Linked DNA regions of Homo sapiens: all the other regions are linked to region 1. Evidence: read pairs that join two places in POLR2A ChIA-PET (ENCODE). Cell type or tissue: B cell. All regions are shown on one strand. Region 1 holds the start of TNF (tumor necrosis factor). Region 2 has its middle 15 kb from the start of HCG27. Region 3 overlaps LY6G6F-LY6G6D (LY6G6F-LY6G6D readthrough).

Region 1 (2,500 bases):
AAAGAAAAAGCTGAGACCCTTAAACTTCCTAGAAAATACCCCCCTACTTTCACCTCCATCCATCCTCCCCCAAGACCAAAACTTTAAATTTCCCCCACTGCTTCCATACCGGTACTAACCCTACCCCCAAACCCAAACCCAGAATTAGGAAAGAGGTTTGGAGACACTTACTGACTGCCTGGGCCAGAGGGCTGATTAGAGAGAGGTCCCTGGGGAACTGTTGGGGAGAAGGAGAATGGTTAACATCGAGGGAGTCACCCTTAAAGGAGGAACAGCTGGCTGCCTGTCTGGCCTGCGCTCTTAGCCCTGAGGTGTCTGGTTTTCTCTCTCCATTCATCTGTGTATTCACCTTCCAGGCATTCAACAGCTCTTTCCCTGAGTGTCTTCTGTGTGCCAGACACCCTATCTTCTTCTCTCCTTATCTCCCCCATCTCTCTCCTTAGCTGTCATATTTCCCGCTCTTTCTGTCTCACCATCTTTATTCATATCACTTGTTTCTTCCCCCATCTCTCTTCTCACACCCCACATCTGTCTCCATATCTTATTTATATATCTGCTTGTTCATTCATTCATTCATTCATTCACTCCATACACACTTAGTGAGCACCTTCCATGTGCCAGACATCCTGTCTCTCCATCTTTCTCTCTCTCTCTTCCCCATCTCTTGCCACATCTCTTTCTGCATCCCCGTCTTTCTCCACGTTTTTTTCTCTCCATCCCTCCCTATCAGCGCACATCTTTCACCCATCCCATCTCTCTCCCTCTCTTGCGTCTCCATTTCCCCTTGGGTGGGAGAGTGGATGAAGGCTGGCCAGGCACTCACCTCTTCCCTCTGGGGGCCGATCACTCCAAAGTGCAGCAGGCAGAAGAGCGTGGTGGCGCCTGCCACGATCAGGAAGGAGAAGAGGCTGAGGAACAAGCACCGCCTGGAGCCCTGGGGCCCCCCTGTCTTCTTGGGGAGCGCCTCCTCGGCCAGCTCCACGTCCCGGATCATGCTTTCAGTGCTCATGGTGTCCTTTCCAGGGGAGAGAGGGTGGAGCCGTGGGTCAGTATGTGAGAGGAAGAGAACCTGCCTGGCAGCTTGTCAGGGGATGTGGCGTCTGAGGGTTGTTTTCAGGGGGGGTCTGTAGTTGCTTCTCTCCCTCTTAGCTGGTCCTCTGCTGTCCTTGCTGAGGGAGCGTCTGCTGGCTGGGTGTGCCAACAACTGCCTTTATATGTCCCTGGGGCGAGAGGAGGGCGGGGAAAGAATCATTCAACCAGCGGAAAACTTCCTTGGTGGAGAAACCCATGAGCTCATCTGGAGGAAGCGGTAGTGGGCCCTGCACCTTCTGTCTCGGTTTCTTCTCCATCGCGGGGGCGGGGATTTGGAAAGTTGGGGACACACAAGCATCAAGGATACCCCTCACACTCCCCATCCTCCCTGCTCCGATTCCGAGGGGGGTCTTCTGGGCCACTGACTGATTTGTGTGTAGGACCCTGGAGGCTGAACCCCGTCCCCATGCCCCTCAAAACCTATTGCCTCCATTTCTTTTGGGGACCAGGTCTGTGGTCTGTTTCCTTCTAACTTCCAGACAGGATGCAGGAAAAAGATAGAACTAGAACTGGGAGGGGCTTCAGAAAGCTGAGTCCTTGAGGGAGAGAAAACGGGGTTGGAGGGAAAAGCTGTGTTGAGTCCTGAGGCCTGTGTTTGGGTCCCTGCGGGGAGAAGGAGCTGGGGGCTTGGTGGCAGGCTTGAGGCCTCAGGAAAGGCTGGGTGGGGGTAGCAGGGACAAGCCTGGGACAGCCCCGGGGAGTGAAATCACCCCCGGGAATTCACAGACCCCACTGGGGCAGGCCTTCTTCTTTCATTCTGACCCGGAGACTCATAATGCTGGTTTCAGTCTTGGCTTCCAAGGAACTCTGGGGTCCCTGATTTTTTTCATGAAGCTCTCACTTCTCAGGGCCCCAGTGTGTGGCCATATCTTCTTAAACGTCCCCTGTATTCCATACCTGGAGGTCCTGGAGGCTCTTTCACTCCCTGGGGCCCTCTACATGGCCCTGTCTTCGTTAAGGGGGGGTCCCCATACTCGACTTCCATAGCCCTGGACATTCTCCTACCCATTGCTGTGGTCACATCTCCCCAGAGGTCTCCTGTAACCCATTCCTCAGAGCCGCTACATGTGGCCATATCTCCCAGGAGCTCCCTGACCCCCGCCCCTCCAGACCCTGACTTTTCCTTCATCTTCTCAGCTTCTCCTTTGCTTCCCCTGCAGCAGTCTGGCGGCCTCACCTGGTGAGTCCATCACATATCCCTGAAGCTCTCTGAGCCCTTATCCTTTTGTTCTCCCCACAGCTCTTGCTCCCTTTGAGCCCTCTGTCCCTCCCTCCATTCCTTAGATAGACTGGGAAGTTCTCACTCCCAGACACACACACACAAGCAGACAGCATTTCAGAGAAAAGAGGTTTATTGGGCTTCATCGAGGGTGCAGATGCCTCCGTGTGGGGCTCTGGTCGGCAGCTG
Region 2 (2,500 bases), 360 kb after region 1:
ATGTGGATGTCCAGTTTTTCCAGTGCCATTTATTGAAAAGACAGTCTTTTCTCCACTGTATTGTCTTTGCTCCTTTATCTGTATTTACGTGGGTCTATTTCTTGGTTCTCTATTCTGTTTCATTGATCTATTTGTCTATTCTTTTGCCAATACAACACTGTCTTTTTTAAATTAAATTATTTTGGTTGACAAATAAAAGTTATATTTGGGTGTATAGCATCATGTTTTCATATACGTATACATTGTAAAATGGCTAAAGCAAGCCATTAACATATACATTACCTCACATACTTTTTGTGGTAATAATGCTTCAAATAATTTATCTTATAATTTTGAAATATACAATATGTGGTTACTAAGTTTAATCACCATAAAGTACAATAGATCTCTTAAACTTATTCTTCCTATCTAATTGAAATTTTGTGTTGGTCGGGCATGATGGCTCATGCCTGTAATCCCAGCACTTTGGGAGGCCGAGGCGGGTGGATCACTTGAGGTCAGGAGTTCGAGACCAGACTGGTCAACATGGTGAAACTAAAAATACAAAAATTAGCTGGATGTGGTGTCACATGCATATAGTCCCAGCTACTTGGGAGGTTGAGGCACAAGAATCACTTGAACCCGAGTGATTCAGAGACTGCAATGAGCCAAGATCATGCCACTGCACTCCAGACTGGGTGACAGAGAGAGACTCTTGTCTTTTTTTTTTTTTTTTTTTTTTTTTTTTGGTAGAGTCTCTCTCTGTTGCCCAGGCTGGAGTTCAGTGGTTCAGTGGTGCAATCTCAGCTCACTGCAACTTCCACCTCCCGGGTTCAAGCAATTCTCCTGTCTCAGCCTCCCGAGTAGCTGGGACTACAGGCGCATGCCACGACACCCGGCTAATTTCTTTTGTATTTTAGTAGAGACAGGGTTTCACCATGTTGCCCAGGCTAGTCTCTAACTCCTGAGCTCAGGCAATTTGCCTGCCTCGGCCTCCCAAAGTGCTAGGATTACAGGCTTGAGCCACTGCGCCCAGCCGAGACTCTGTCTTTAAAAAAAAAAAAAGAAAGAAAGAAAAGAAATTTTGTGTCATTTGCTTACCCCTCCCCAATCCTCCCACCTCCCAGCCTCTGACAACTACCGGTTTACTCACCATGTATATGAGTTTGGCTTTTTTTACATTCCACATATATGTGAGATCATGTTTGTCTTTTTGCGCCTGGCTTATTTCACTTAACATAATGTCTTCTAGGTTCATTCATGTTGTTGACTGAATAGTATCCCACTGTGTATATATACCACATTTTCTTTATACATTCATCCATTAATGGATACTTAGGTTGATTCCATATCTTGGCTCTTGAGAATAACACTGCAGCCAGGTGTGGTGGCTCGCACATGGAATCCAGCTACTCAGGAGGCTGAGGCAAGATGACCACTTAAGGCCAGGATTCTGAGACCAAGCTGGGCAATGCAGTGACACCCTAACTCTAAAGAAAGAAGAAAGAATAATGCTGCAATGAACATGGAAGTGCAGACATCTCTTTGACACACAGATTTTATATCCTTTGAATATATATTCAGTGGTAGGATTGCTGGATCATATGGTAGTTCTATATTTTAATTTTTTGAGGAACCTTCATACTCCTTCCAGCAATGACTATACCAATTATCTGTCTGGATTACTGCAGTTTTATAGAAAGTCTTGAAGTCAGGTGTGGCAGTACTTTGACTTTGTTTTCCTTCTATATTGTGCTGGCTAGGCCTTTTGCCTCTCCATATAAACCTTTTTTGTTTGTTTGTTTTTTGTTTTTTTGAGACAGAGTTTCGCTCCTGTTGCCCAGGCTGGAGTGCAATCTCAGCTCACTGCAACCTCCACCTCCTGGGTTCAAGCGATTCTCCTGCCTCAGCCTCCCAAGTAGCTGGGATTACAGGCACCCGCCACCACACCCAGCTAATTTTTGTATTTTTAGTAGAGACGGGGTTTCACCATGTTGGCGAGGCTGGTCTTGAACTCCTGACCTCAGGTCATCTGCCCACCTCGGCCTCCCAAAGTGCTGGGATTACAGGCATGAGCCACTGTGCCCGGCCTCTCCATATAAATTTTTAAATCAGCTTGTGAGTATACACAAAATAACGTCCTGGGGTTTTGACTGGGATTGCATTGATTCTATAGATCAGGTTGGGAAGAAATGACATATTAACAATATTGAGTCTTCCTGGTCTTGCATCCCACGTTCAAGCTATTCTCCTGCCTCAGCCTCCCGAGTAGCTGAGATTACAGGTGCCCACCACTACGCCTGGCTAATTTTTTGTATTTTTAGTAGAGATGGGGTTTCACCATGTTGACCAGGCTGGTCTCGAATTCCTGACCTTGTGATTCGCCTGCCTCAGCCTCCCAAAGTGCTGGGATTACAGGCGTGAGCCACCATGCCCAGTTCTTTTGTAGCATTTCAAGATGTTCCAGGCTTATCTTGTATTTTTCCTACTTCACCCCTAGAATCAGCTATTTTTCTAAGGA
Region 3 (2,500 bases), 140 kb before region 1:
TGAGGGCTGGGGAGGAGAGGGGTGTGGGTGCTGGAAGAGGCCAAGAAGAGAGCTGGGGGAGTGGGGGACTTCAGGGAGACCAGCCACTGGGAAGGCCAGCCTGATGAGGTGGGAAAGGAAGAGTTTCCTTTCAAGGCATTTGAGAATAACTGTCTCCCCCTTGCTGCATCTTTGATCCGCCCCTGTCTCCCCTATCCCTTATTTCACGTGTTGCTTCTGTGCTGGGCCCTTTGGTCAATGTCAATTTCTATTTTCCTATCTGTCTCTGGTGCCATTTACTTAACTTTTTCACTGACCCCCTCAACTTCCCTGCTGCTGGGTCTGGCTTTTTGTCTCACTCTTTTTATGTTGGTCTCTGATTCTTGTGGCTTCTGTTCATGTCTGCGCATCTCTCAATCCCTGTACCCCTCTTGCCTCCATCTCTGTTTCTTTTCCTGCATCGTCTCCCTCTTTTTTTTTGAGACAGAGTCTCGTTCTGTCACCCAGGCTGGAGTGCAGTGGCATGATCTCGGCTCACTGCAACCTCAGCCACCCAGATTCAAGAGATTCTCCTGCCTCAGCCTCCCAAGTAGCTGGGACTAGAGGCATGTGCCACCATGCCCGGCTAATTTTTTGTATTTTTAGTAGAGACGGGGTTTCACTGTGTTAGCCAGGATGGTCTCAATCTTCTGACCTCATGATCAGCCCGCCTCGGCCTCCCAACGTGCTGGGATTACAGGCGTGAGCCACTGCGCCCAGCTATTTTTTCTACTTCTGTCAGCTTTCCTCCCTTATTCCACAGCTTTCCTCTCTCTGCTTCATGTGTCACCTCTCTCTGTGATCCCTCTCCGGATCTGGCCTCTGCCTGCCCCACAGGGAGGGTTTGCCTCTCCTGCTCTCCTAATCTCTGCTGCCTCAACAGGTCTCACCATGTCCCCTGCCCGGGGAAGGCTCCGCTGCTACATCTGTGGCTTCACCAAACCCTGCCACCCTGTTCCCACCGAGTGTCGGGACGATGAAGCTTGTGGCATCAGTATTGGCACTTCAGGTAGGACTCTGGTCCAATGGCCCTTCTCCAGGAGGCTCCCTACCTCCATCCATCCGGCCTTTCCTGTGGCCCCCGCCTCAGCATGCCTCTTTCATCCCACAGACCAGAGTGAGATCACTGAGTGAAAAAGCTGCCTCTCAAGGGCCCAGTGCCCTCTGCCAGGCTATGCCACCTACTGGCTGCACTCCTACACTCTGTGGCACCACTGCTGCGAGCAGGACCTGTGCAACATAGCCGCTTCCCCACAGCAGCTCACCAGCCTCCTCGCCTCCCTGCCCCTCTTTGTGGCCAGCTTCGCTGGGAGAGGACACCTCCTCCACTAGCTTCCGTGGATCTGCAGCCCCCAACCCAGGATACCCCCCGCCATCACTGCGGCCCTGGAAACACCTGCACAGACACTTTGAGACATGCCCGAGAACCTAATTTTGTACAGAGACCCCAGATCTCTCAGCAGACCCCTCACAGACCCCTCACAAGGCCTGGGGAGGCACCTGCCCAGAGTCCAACCTCATAAAGAACACCTATTCTGCGTCTTTTGTCTTTTCTAGATGCCCATTGCTGATGCCCCGTGTCAGCCCAGGTCACTGGCAAGGCAGGCATTTTGATGACACTGTGGATCTCAGGCAAGGGGATCAAAGGAGCATCAGGTATGGTAAGGAGGAGAGTCTTGCTAGGAAAGACTAATGTGGTAGGTCGGGAACTCAGGATGGAGGGCTTGGGGGACTATGAAGAGTACCTTTAATAAAAGGTCTATCTAGGAGTCCAGTAATACTGCAGATACTGCAGTGTGTGTGTGTGTGTGTGTGTGTGTGTGTGTGTGTGTCTGTGTGTGTGTGCTCTAAGAGCAAACTGTAGCTGCTTGGTGGGTTGGGCTGGAGCTGGAACCTGGACCACGGCACTCCCCTCATTCTCCATCTGTGTCATTTTCGTCCTTTTTCTTGCCAATGGCTTAGTTTAAGCCCCTGCAGCCTGAAGCCTTTAGGTGAGACTTCTGAGAAAGCTTTTTTCCAGTAAGGCCCAAGCTTGAGCAGAGACACAAAAGGGCACCCAGTGGAGCTGCTTGTGAGGGTGTGGCTGGAGCTCAGCTCATTTCTGCCTGAGACTAGGGAATGGCCAAGTTGGGAGCATCAATATCCTCCCTCGCTTCACCAGCCCAGACTCGCCCATGGTTCACAGACATCCCAGCATGGCCCCGGCCCAATAAATAACATACCCCCACTGGGCCTGCCAGCCTGAGTAGACACTCCCTCTGCCCCCGAGAAATAGGGTGTGACCTCAGGGCAGCAGGAAGGAAGTGCCAGAGTGGCGATAGCTGCTCACATGCTCTGAATGCCCCGGTAAGGCGCCACAGGGAAGAGTGTGTGCCTAGGATAAGGAAGGATAAGGAGGGGGCCCCGGGTGGGAGCTGAGCACAGGCATCTCTATCCTGACTCAGTTCCCTCCCCTTGCATGTGAGGAAGTCTGGGGTTGATT

The links. Peaks named below come from ENCODE experiments on the same cell type or tissue, not always from the same donor. Only the 100,000 strongest peaks of a DNase experiment are listed, where the experiment ranks them.
Region 2: POLR2A ChIA-PET joins it to region 1 with 10 read pairs; 2 of 35 experiments call an interaction of 5 or more read pairs at or near these places.
Region 3: POLR2A ChIA-PET joins it to region 1 with 13 read pairs; 6 of 35 experiments call an interaction of 5 or more read pairs at or near these places.

What each region holds. Positions count from the first base shown.
Region 1 is chr6:31,574,251-31,576,750 of GRCh38, reverse strand. It overlaps LTA (lymphotoxin alpha), which reads right to left. Exons shown (of 4, transcript NM_000595.4): 4 at 2,427-2,500. It overlaps TNF (tumor necrosis factor), which reads right to left and starts at 1,186. Exons shown (of 4, transcript NM_000594.4): 1 at 824-1,186; 2 at 172-217. The coding sequence starts at 1,009. In B cell, no CTCF peak of the experiment used is centred here; DNase peaks (open chromatin) are centred at 250, 1,230, 1,870 and 2,360; H3K4me3 peaks cover 1,838 bases; H3K27ac peaks cover 2,500 bases.
Region 2 is chr6:31,211,870-31,214,369 of GRCh38, reverse strand. No RefSeq gene overlaps it. Among named protein-coding and RNA genes, the nearest start is that of HCG27, 15 kb to the right of the region's middle. RefSeq lists a silencer at 1,717-1,902 and an enhancer at 2,404-2,500. In B cell, no CTCF peak of the experiment used is centred here; no DNase peak of the experiment used is centred here.
Region 3 is chr6:31,711,191-31,713,690 of GRCh38, reverse strand. All of the region lies in intron 4 of LY6G6F-LY6G6D (LY6G6F-LY6G6D readthrough), which reads right to left. It also overlaps the pseudogene LY6G6E. Among named protein-coding and RNA genes, the nearest start is that of LY6G6D, 2.9 kb to the left of the region's middle. RefSeq lists an enhancer at 1-393. In B cell, CTCF peaks have their summits at 1,028 and 1,228 (motif pointing left); a DNase peak (open chromatin) is centred at 1,210.